Linked DNA regions of Homo sapiens: region 2 is linked to region 1. A link is an interaction called in ENCODE POLR2A ChIA-PET data of the cell type or tissue named here. Cell type or tissue: Caco-2. All regions are shown on one strand. Region 1 overlaps ITPK1 (inositol-tetrakisphosphate 1-kinase). Region 2 has its middle 9.4 kb from the start of MOAP1.

Evidence for each region. Peaks named below come from ENCODE experiments on the same cell type or tissue, not always from the same donor. Only the 100,000 strongest peaks of a DNase experiment are listed, where the experiment ranks them.
Region 2: POLR2A ChIA-PET joins it to region 1 with 13 read pairs; 4 of 35 experiments call an interaction of 5 or more read pairs at or near these places.

The regions. Positions count from the first base shown.
Region 1 is chr14:93,040,717-93,045,716 of GRCh38, reverse strand. All of the region lies in intron 3 of ITPK1 (inositol-tetrakisphosphate 1-kinase), which reads left to right. Among named protein-coding and RNA genes, the nearest start is that of ITPK1-AS1, 24 kb to the left of the region's middle. RefSeq lists enhancers at 1-253, 4,478-5,000. In Caco-2, no CTCF peak of the experiment used is centred here; DNase peaks (open chromatin) are centred at 1,008, 1,406 and 2,056.
Region 2 is chr14:93,173,002-93,178,001 of GRCh38, reverse strand. No RefSeq gene overlaps it. Among named protein-coding and RNA genes, the nearest start is that of MOAP1, 9.4 kb to the left of the region's middle. In Caco-2, no CTCF peak of the experiment used is centred here; no DNase peak of the experiment used is centred here.

The sequences.
Region 1 (5,000 bases):
TAATTAGTTCTCTGATTGCATGTAAGCCAAGGTCTCTAATTGGATTTTCTTAGATAGGGTTTCGCTGTGTTGCCCAGGCTGGAGTACAGTGGCTATTTCACAGATGCAATCATAGCGCACTTCAGCCTTGAACTCCTGGGCTCCAGTGATCCTCCTCTCACCTCCTCCTCCTGAGTAGCTGGGACTACAGGCACGTGCCATCTAATTGGTTTTTAAGTGCTGTCAGTACGTTTCAGGGAGACTCTCCACCCACTTTGCGCTAATCTTCCCCCATCCTGGTGATTTGCTGTAGAGTCTTTGTTATGGGGCAGGGGCAGCATAGCCTACTTCCAGCCTCTCAGTCTGCGGCAGTGCTCTTCAGGGTCACCAGGGGAGTTGAATTAAAAGGCCACTCTGACCTGGCCTCTGTGGTTTCCTGGCCGGCTGCATGGACCAGCCCTCAAGCGCTGCGGGAGGCAGAGCTGCTGACTGGCAGGGACAGGGGCCTGAGGTCTTGCCCAGAGGGGTAACTGGCCTCTGCTTATTTGTGAGAGGTGAGGCTTGGAGGTTTGGTTTGATCTTGATGCCCTGTGCCTGCAAGGGCAAGGAACCAGTGCCTGGTGACTTGGAACTAAGGCACAGACTTCCATTTCAGGCTCAAAAGCAGCATGGCACTGGGCTGCAAAGTCAGGGATCTGGTTCTTTAAGGTAGATCTTACAGGAGGGAGACCTTAAATGCCCCTTTCTTCCTGATCTGACAGATCCTAGAGCCCTGGGGCCTGCCCTGGCCAGGAGTCCTGGTGCTAAACCCTGTCAGGTTGGTGGGGAAAGGGCATTTAAGGCCCTTACCCTGTTAAGATATATCCTAAAGAACCACAACCCTGACTTGCGGCCCACGCTAGTCCGTCACGGTGTCGGGTTTTTCTTGCTTCTTCCTCTTCCTCCTTTGCTAGCCTTGGTGCTTGCGGTGGCCCTTCTGGCCAGGCCATAGACAGAGGCCACACCCTTCTTCCCTCTCTGCCGTGTTGCTGTCCGCTGGGCCACTGTCCCACCTCCTCTGAGATCTACAGCCCCACAGGGTTGGGTGATGGTTGTCGCCACATTGGTCAGTTCTGCATCTGGGTCAGTCCCAGGGGCTTGCATGGCTGGCTGTCAGTCCTTTACCTGGGGGGCCCTGTGGCTCATCCGTGGCCCTCGAGTTCCAGAGTTTCCATCTGCTGCCAGGCCGAGTGCAGCATCCTCACCAGCTTCACAGCCAAGCAGAGGGATGCCAGTGTTCGGCCTAGGCTTCGGTTTAATTTTTATGCTAGACTTTCTCAGTAATCGCCAGCACAAACTTATTCATGGTCCCTTCCTTGTGTCTGGATTTCAGCTTTCCTATCTCTGCGGAGGGGGTTGGACCAGATTACACGTGGGTGACTCAGATATACCTGGGCCTGCATGCAATCTGTTTGGCCCACACAGGAATTTTACATTCTTTCCTTTGAATTTGTTGCCAGTGTTTAAGCTGGTTGCCCCTTAGGCCCCACCATTCTCTGTTGTCCCACACCACCAGCCTCATGGTTTACATTTGCCCCATGGGCGCTTCAGTTTGTGACCCTCCATTTGCTCCTAGGACCCCCTCCTCACCTCCCCCCCAACCCCTCCCACCTGAATTCCTCAGTACCCTCTGGCTCTGTCTTCCCAGGGTGATGGGACAGAAGAGGAGGGAGGCTAGAGCCTAGCCATCCACAAGCCGGGTTCCAGAATGGTTGGATTTGAGAAATCTGGTGAAGGGGAAAAGATTTTTCATTTGCCCAGAACTCAGGGTAGTGGACTTGGGGCAGTAAAGGTCTCAGGAACAGAGTTGAAGCCAGAACTGTAGGAAGATGTGTATTGGGGCCTTCAGGTGGGCGGCAGGAGAGGAAGGGTGGGGCTGTGGTCTGGGAAGGGCCTCCTGCAGGATGCCAGCCTGCCACCAATGAGGGGAAGGAGAACGGTGGCCTGGGCATGACGTGCGCTTGGAACAGATTCCTGGTGACACCACCCCCAGCCTTGGGGCTTAAAGATTGTGGTGTAATCCAAGCTTGTTTTAATCAAGCCACAGATAAGAATGAGCCAGGCTGAGGCTGGCTACGGCCTGAGTGCACATTCCTGCCTGGTGCACTTTGTTCTTCATGTAGGTGGGGCTGGGCGGGGCAGGGAGGCTGCCCTGCTGCCTTGGACCCAGGATGGCATTTCCCCTGCTTGACAGGGACACTTGGAATTTCCTGTTGGAAGTAGCCCCAAAGGAAAGAGTGCCTGATGGGTTGAGCCTTGGATGTGTTCGGTGCTTTCTGCAGTGACTCCACAGAGCACTGGGCTTTTGCAGTCTCTACTGTGCTGTCTTCGGCTTTCCCACTGGTATTTCCTGCCCTCAGAAATCCACCTGCCCCACATCTCTTTTCTCCCCTTCTGTCTGTGCACATAAACTGGGGTGGATTTCAATCCGATCTCCTTAGCTGTGTGATCTTGGGCAAGTTATTTTGCTTCTCTGAGCCCCAGCTTCTGGTTCTGTGTGTGCTGTGAAACCACCTGTGGCCCACGTGGCCAATCCTGGGTCAATATTTTTTTAACCAATGACAAGAAGTTTCTAAGGGTTTTCCCCAAAGTGTGGGCCTCGGTGGGGAGCTGGCAGTAGCTGGATGAGAAAGAGTTTGGACTTCAAGTCAATTTGTAGAGTTAAGATTGAAACTTTTTTTTTTGAGACAGTCTCGCTCTGTCACCAGGCTGGGGTGCAGTGGTGCGATCTTGGCTCACTACAACCTCCGCCTCCTGGGTTCAAGCTATTCTCTTGCCTCAGCCTCCCGAGTAGCTGCGATTGCAGGTGCACGCCACCATGCCTGGGTAATTCTTGAGTTTTTAGTAGAGATGGGGTTTCACCATGTTGCTCAGGTTGGTCTTGAACTCCTGACCTCAAGTGATCTGCCCACCTTGGCCTCCCAAAGTGCTGGGATTACAGGTGTGAGCCACCGCAGCCAGCCATGATTGAAACTTTAATTTCCTTCTCCTTGTCCGAGGCCCTTCTCCCTTTCTTTGCCCACCAGTTTCTCCCTCTGAGCGCTGCAGCCACCCCACAAGCCCCAGTGCCCTGTCAGGCCCATCAGGACATGCAGGTGGGGCACTGGCCTGAGTTTTGGATCTTTGCTTCAAAGCCGTGTTAAGTCCAGCTCTGCCTTGTCCCAGTTCCCAGCCCTGTCGCTGTTAGGGGTATCCGATCAGCACCCTCAAAACTAGAGAGATCGCAGCCTCAAACAAATCCTTTTGGCAAATGGCTGCATGTTAGGAGGGTTTTGGTGACCCAAACATGTGCCAGGCATGTTCCAAAACCCCCAGCATCAAGGCCCACTCAGGGATTAGGGTCGAAGCTGCTTGGCTGGGGAGAGAGGGACTGTTTTTGTTCTTAGCCACTTTCTGTTCACATATGGCTATCATTCACTGAATGAACGTTTACTAGAACAGCAGGGTGGCGGAGTAGAGAAAACGTGTTTCCAGTTTGCTGTACCTGTGTCAGAATCTTGGATTTGTTACTGTGAGATTCAGGGCACTTGAGTCATTTGTTCTCTAGAAGGTTAATTTCCTCAACTTATAAAATAACTTGATTTGTACCTCCTGCAGTGGGTGTTGTGAGGACTGGGTGAGAGGAAGTCTGTGAGGACCCAGCATGACACCTGCACATGGCAGCTGTGTGGTAGGCGGTCACTGCTGTTGTCATTTAGTAGGTGGCCCTTAGGATTAGACACCGCGGGGGACACAGGCTGGGTGAGATAGGGTCCTTGCTACCAGGAACATATGGTTAACAGGGGGCTGCAGGATAGATTTGCTGTGTTTTGGGAGTTCCTAGCATCTGAACCCCCTCTGAGTTTACATCTGAGGATTCTCTTCCATATGTATCTTGGAGGCCAGACAGGAAAGGCCAGGAACTCTTGTCACCTGTAGTGCTGGGTGCGAGCACAGGACTGGGGCCTGCCAGCCAGACCCACCCCCTGGTGCTGGGATTCAGGAAGCAGGACAGGGAGCATTCGTCATGGTGGCTCAGTGGCAGAGGCAGGTGCCAGATGGGATGCTGAGCCCTGTGTGCCCGGGTGTGGGCTGGGCAGGGGCCTTGCCTGCCTGCCTGCCTGCCACAGGGCCTACTTTCACTGTGCTTCTCTGGGTGAACAGCCTCCCTGGCAGAGGCCCGGTTTCTGAGCGTGGCTCTCCCAGCTTCCTGTGTTTTCTGACCTGCACAGTGGCCTTTTAGTGAGGTCCCTTGCTGCTCAGGTCAGCCCCAGGAAGGTTCTGGTGCTCACATCCCAGAACCTGCTGGTCTCTGGGCCTCAGAGTAACTCATACTGAGAGGAGGGAAGGATGCCCAGGCAATACTGTGCAGAGACAGGGTTGCCACTTCTGGCCGCAGGGAGGAGTCAGAGAAGACTTCTTGGAGGAGGGGGCATTTGAAAGGTACTTTGTAGGACAGAGGGCCTGGAGGGAGGTTCAGATCCTGGCCGGGCAGTGGAAGCCTGGCCCTTGCCTTATAGCCTCTTTGAAATGTAAATGATGCTAGTGCCTGTGGGATAGGGCCTTTGTGAGGAGTAAATGGTTGAGGACAGCGCCTGGCTAATCACTGATCAAAATAGCCCCCTCCTGACAGGGGATTAGGTTCATGGCTGTCGTATATACGAGACCAACCATCTCCCCCCACACTCTGTATTGATGGGGAGTGGTAGAGTTACACTTCTGCTCTGAGCTCAGTGCATAGACATCCTATCTTGTTGAATGTGCACGACACCTCGAGATGTAGGCAGGATCCTTCCTTTTTTACAGGGGAGAAGACGGGGCCTTGGTGAGGTGAAGTAGTTCCCAGGGCCTTCCATCCAGGTGATGGAGCCAGGACCTTGCTTCTAGTTCTCCTGCCTCCCAAGCTTGGCTGTTTCCTACAGCTGCATACGGCCCCACCCAGAGGGAGGCAGTCACCAGAGAAAGAGAATGGCAGTGACCCAGAGGGGGCACAGAGCTACTTC
Region 2 (5,000 bases), 130 kb before region 1:
TCTCAGTCTATTTAAATGAGAACATTCTTCGTGATTCCACTTCACTCCCAGCTAGAGCGTCTCTCAACATTGGAAACCAGATCAACTTCTGAAAGTTACTTATTTTAAAGAGAATGAAATTGAAGTTCAGGCTGGGCGTGGTGGCTCCCACCTGTAATCCCAGCACTTTGGGAGGCAGAGGCAGGTGGATCACCTGAGGTCGGGAGTTCGAGACCAGCCTGACCAACATGGAGAAACCTTGTCTCTACTAAAAATACAAACATTAGCCGGGCGTGGTGGCGTGTGCCTGTAATACCAGCTACTTGGGAGGCTGAGGCAGGAGAATCACTTGAACCCGGGAGGCAGAGGTTGCGGTGAGCTGAGGTCGCACCACTGCACTCCAGCCTGGGCAACAAGAGTGAAACTCTGCCTCAAAAAAAAAAAAAAGAAAGAAAGAAATTGAGGTTCAAAGCACTATGGAGCTATGGTGGGTTCCCACATGCTCTCCTTCTGCTGCTGCCAGCCAGCCTCACTCTGCTTTTAGAGATGTTGGTTTTTTGTTTTGTCTTGTTTTTTTTTTTTTTGAGCCTGAGTCTCACTCTGTCACCCAGGCTGGAATGCAGTGACGCGATCTTGGCTCACTGCAACCTCCGCCTGCTGGGTTCAAGCGATTCTTCCCCCTCAGCCTCCCAAATAGCTGGGATTACAGGCACCTGCCATCATTCCTGGCTAATTTTTGTATTTTTGTAGAGACAGGGTTTCACCACGTTGGCCAGGCTGGTCTTGAACTCCTGATCTCAGGTGATCTGCCTGCCTCGGCCTCCCAAAGTGCTGGGATTACAGGCGTGAGCCACCACACCAGGCCTAGTTTTCTTTTTCTTTTTTTTTTTTTTTTTTGAACTGGAGTCTTGCTCTTATTGCCCAGGCTGGAGTGCAATGGCACGATCTCGGCTCACTGCAACCTCCACCTCCCGGGTTCAAGCGATTCTCCTGCCTCAGCCTCCCGAGTGTCTGGGATAACAGGCATGCGCCACCACACCTGGCTAATTTTGTATTTTTAGTAGAGACGAAGTTTCTCCATGTTGGTCAGGCTGGTCTCAAATTTCCAACAGGTGATCTGCTTGCCTTGGCCTCCCAAAGTGTTGAGATTACAGGCGTGAGCAGCTGCACCTGGCCTATTCTTATATTACCATATAAACTGGGTAAGTATGTTAAATAAATTAGTGTCATTTATTACACTGATTTACTGATAATTAGTCATTAATTCACTGTAAAGTAGGCTTGTAAGTCACCACCCTAAAAGGTGGTTTGGGAGTCAGAGGTTGAGTCTACAATAGTAGAATTCTACAGATGAGGCATGTGAGGTTCAGAGAGGGTGAGAGGCTTTGCTCCAGGACACGAAGCTAAGTAGTGGTGGGGCCCAACTGGGAACCTGAATCTGAGGCTGCTTCTGTCTTGCTCTGTGACCTGAGCTGAGATGCTTAATTCCTCTTCGACTTCAGTTTATTTACCTACAAAATCTGTGCTCTCTTTTAGCTCTAAAACTCTGGTACTCAGAGGATTCTTTTGAGTATCTCTAAACTATAAACTGGGCCGGGTGCAGTGGCTCACGCCTGTAATCCCAGCACTTTAGGAGGCTGAGGTGGGCAGATCGCTTGAGCTCATGAGTTTGAGACCAGCCAGGCCAACATGGTGAAACCCCATCTCTACCAAAAATACAAAAAATTAGTTGGGCGTGGTCGTGCATGCCTGTAATCCCAGCTACTTAGGAGGCTGAGGCAGGAGAATCACTTGAACCCAGGAGGCGGAGGTTGCAGGGAACCGAGATTACACTACTGCACTCCAGCCTAGGCGACAGAGTGAGACTCTGTCTCAAAAACATAAATAAATAAGTAAGCTATAAACTGACACTAAGTTCTTAATATTTGTCATTTAATATGTGTTTCCAAATATTATCAGCATATCTTTTGATGAGTGTGCCTTTTAACTCTCCCACTAGATTCTATACTCCTCTTCAAGGAGTATCATATCCCTAGATAAGCCCAATACACTTGGAAGGTAATCAATATTTCTTTTCTTTTTTGAGACATGGTTTTACTCTGTTCCCCAAGCTGGAGTGCAATGGTGCAAACACAGCCCACTGAAACCTCAAACTCCTAGGTTCAAGGAATCCTCTGACTTCAGCCTCCTGAGTAGCTGGGACCACACACACACACCACTATGTCCAGCCGATCAATATTTCTTGTTTTTTTTTGTTTTTTTGTTTTTTTATATGGGGTCTCACTCTGTCACCCAGGGTGGAGTGCAGTGCCACGATCATGTTTCACTGCAGCCTTGACCTCCCGGGCCCAAACAATCCTCCCACCACCTTAGCCTCCGGAGTAGCTGGGACCACAGGCATGCACCACCATGCCCAGCTAATTTTTTGTCATTGTTTGTAGGGACAGGGTTTCACCATGTTTCCCAGGCTGGTCTCAAACTCTTGAGTTCAAGAGATCCACCCGCCTCAGCGAGAGTAGGCATGAGGAAATGAATATAATCATTGGTGAACCTGTTTCTAACCTTGTAACCTAAACCCAATCCATTACGTCTCTTCTCTGTCTCTCTCCAATAACAATAATAATAATACAGCGTAACTTATGCTACAGAAGAGACAACACTGTTCGCTACCACCCAGCACAGCAACTATTAACCCTTTTCCTCTTTTGTAATTAAGATTTGTTCACCCACTTTACAGAACCGTTAATATCAGAGGAAGCTCAGCCTCTCTCTAGTCCTAATAGAAAGAGTGGGTGGTAAATCTTTTGTTGTTGTTGTTTTTGTTTGTTTATTTTAGAGATTGGGTCTCACTCTCTAGCCCATGCTGGAATGCAGTGGTGCAATCATAGGTCACTGCAGCCTCGAACTCCTGGGCTCAAGTGATCCTCCTGCCTCAGCCTCCTGAGAGAGTGGTAAATCTGATAAGTTTAAATGACTTGGTATCCTTTGCCAAACTGCTTGCTATAGGCGTGGGCAGATAATTCAGGTCTAGCCAGTGAAATATGAGCAGCTATTTTTTAACCTGTCTTCATAGGAGCATAGACTCTGGTGCCAGATTGCCCCAGGTCAGATTCCAGCTTCAGGCCGGGCACAGTGGTTCACACCTGTAATCCCAGCACTTTGGGAGGCTGAGGCAGGTGGATCACTTGATGTCAGGAGTTCGAGACCAGCCTGGTCAACATGGTGAAACCCTATCTCTACTAAAAATACAAAAACATTAGCCAGGTGTGGTGGCGCATGCCTATAATCCCAGCTACTCGGGAGGCTGAGGCAGAACTGCTTGAACCTGGGAGGCAGAGGTTGCAGTGAGCCAAGATCATGCCACTGCACTCCAGCCGGGGCGACAGAGCGAGACTCCGTCTCCAAAAACAAAAATATTCCAGCTTCACCATTTTCTAACTCTGTGACCTTGGGCAAGTTGATTAACCCTGCCTGGGGCCTCAGTTTCCTCAACTGAAAATGGGGATAGTAATGAAACTCATTCCCAGGGGTCATTGTGAGGACCTAGTAAACCTGTACCTGTAAAGTGCTGTCAGCCACTGCACAGTGAATACTCAGAGATAGCTCTTGTCTCTGTTCACCACTGCTGCATCATCAACTAACCCGGAACTTAGTGTCTGAAAGCAGCAATGGTTTAATAGCTGTTATCTCACAGTTTCCGTGGATCAGGAATCTGGCAGCAGCTTACCTGGGTGGTTCTCACTCTCAGAGACTGCAGCAGAGCAGCCAGCCGGGGCTGCGGCTGTGTCTTACATGATCATCTTTCACACTCACCCACGTGGGCCTGTCCACCGGGGCTGCCTCATGACACAGGGCTGATTTCCCCTGGAAACAAGTGATCCAGGAGAGAGTGAGAGAGAACACCCACACGGAAGCCACCGTCTTTTAACCATCTTATCTCAAAAGTGACATCCCATTGCTGTGTCATATTCTATTCATTAGAAGCAAGTCGGTAATCCAGCCCATGCTCAAGGGGAGGAGAGAAACATGGGTGTGGATTCCAGGAGGAGGGAATCACTGCGGCTGTCTTAGAGGCTGCTGCTGACAGCTGTTAGTTTTACCTATGCAGAGAAAAAGCCTATATTTTTGTTACTTCTAACTTTATATTTTACCTACAAATGACAAAATTCCTCTATTAGAACTAGATTAAAAGAGAAAAAAATCCTCCATCCATTCCTTCATGTATCCGAGTAGTAAGCACAGAATTGCCCTGTGTCCATTCTAAAGGGTGCTAGAGGCCATTTGAGGTTCACTAGTGAACAGCCAGCATATGTTCACTTTTTTAGCGTACAAGCATAAGTGTCTCCTAAATCTTCCCTATTCCAAGCTGTAAATGTCCAGCTGCTTCTCGGCTTCCCCGATTCCCTCCTGATCTCACTTCCCTCCCTTCTGAGTGTACTTTAAGAATAAGCAATAAGCCGGGTGCGGTGGCTCACACCTGTAATCCCAGCACTTTGGGATGCCAAGGCAGGCGGATCACCTGAGGTCAGGAGTTCGAGACCAGCTTGGCCAATATGGTGAAACCCCGTCTCTACTAAAAATACAAAAACTAGTCAGGGGTGGTGGCGCATGCCTGTAATCCCAGCTACTTGGGAGGCTGAGGCAGGAGAATCACTTGAACCCAGGAGGCAGAGGTTGCAGTGAGCCAAGATTGCGCCACTGCACTCCAGCCTGGGTAAGAGAGGGGACTCTGTCTCAAAAAAAAAAAAAAAGAAGAAGCAATAACCTGCTTGGCCTCTGACACTCTCACACCTCTTTCGGAGTGGGGAGAAGACTTACCTTGTACCAACCAGCTTCTGGTTTCTAAGCAACTGTACCCTAAATATTTAACAAAAGCTTTTATTTTTTTACTTTTGTCTCACTCTTTTGCACAGGCTGGTGTACAGTGGCACGATCACAGCTCACTGCAACATTGACCTCCCAGGCTCAAGCGATCCTCCCACCTCAGGTGCCTGAGTAGCTGGGACTACAGGTGCATGCCA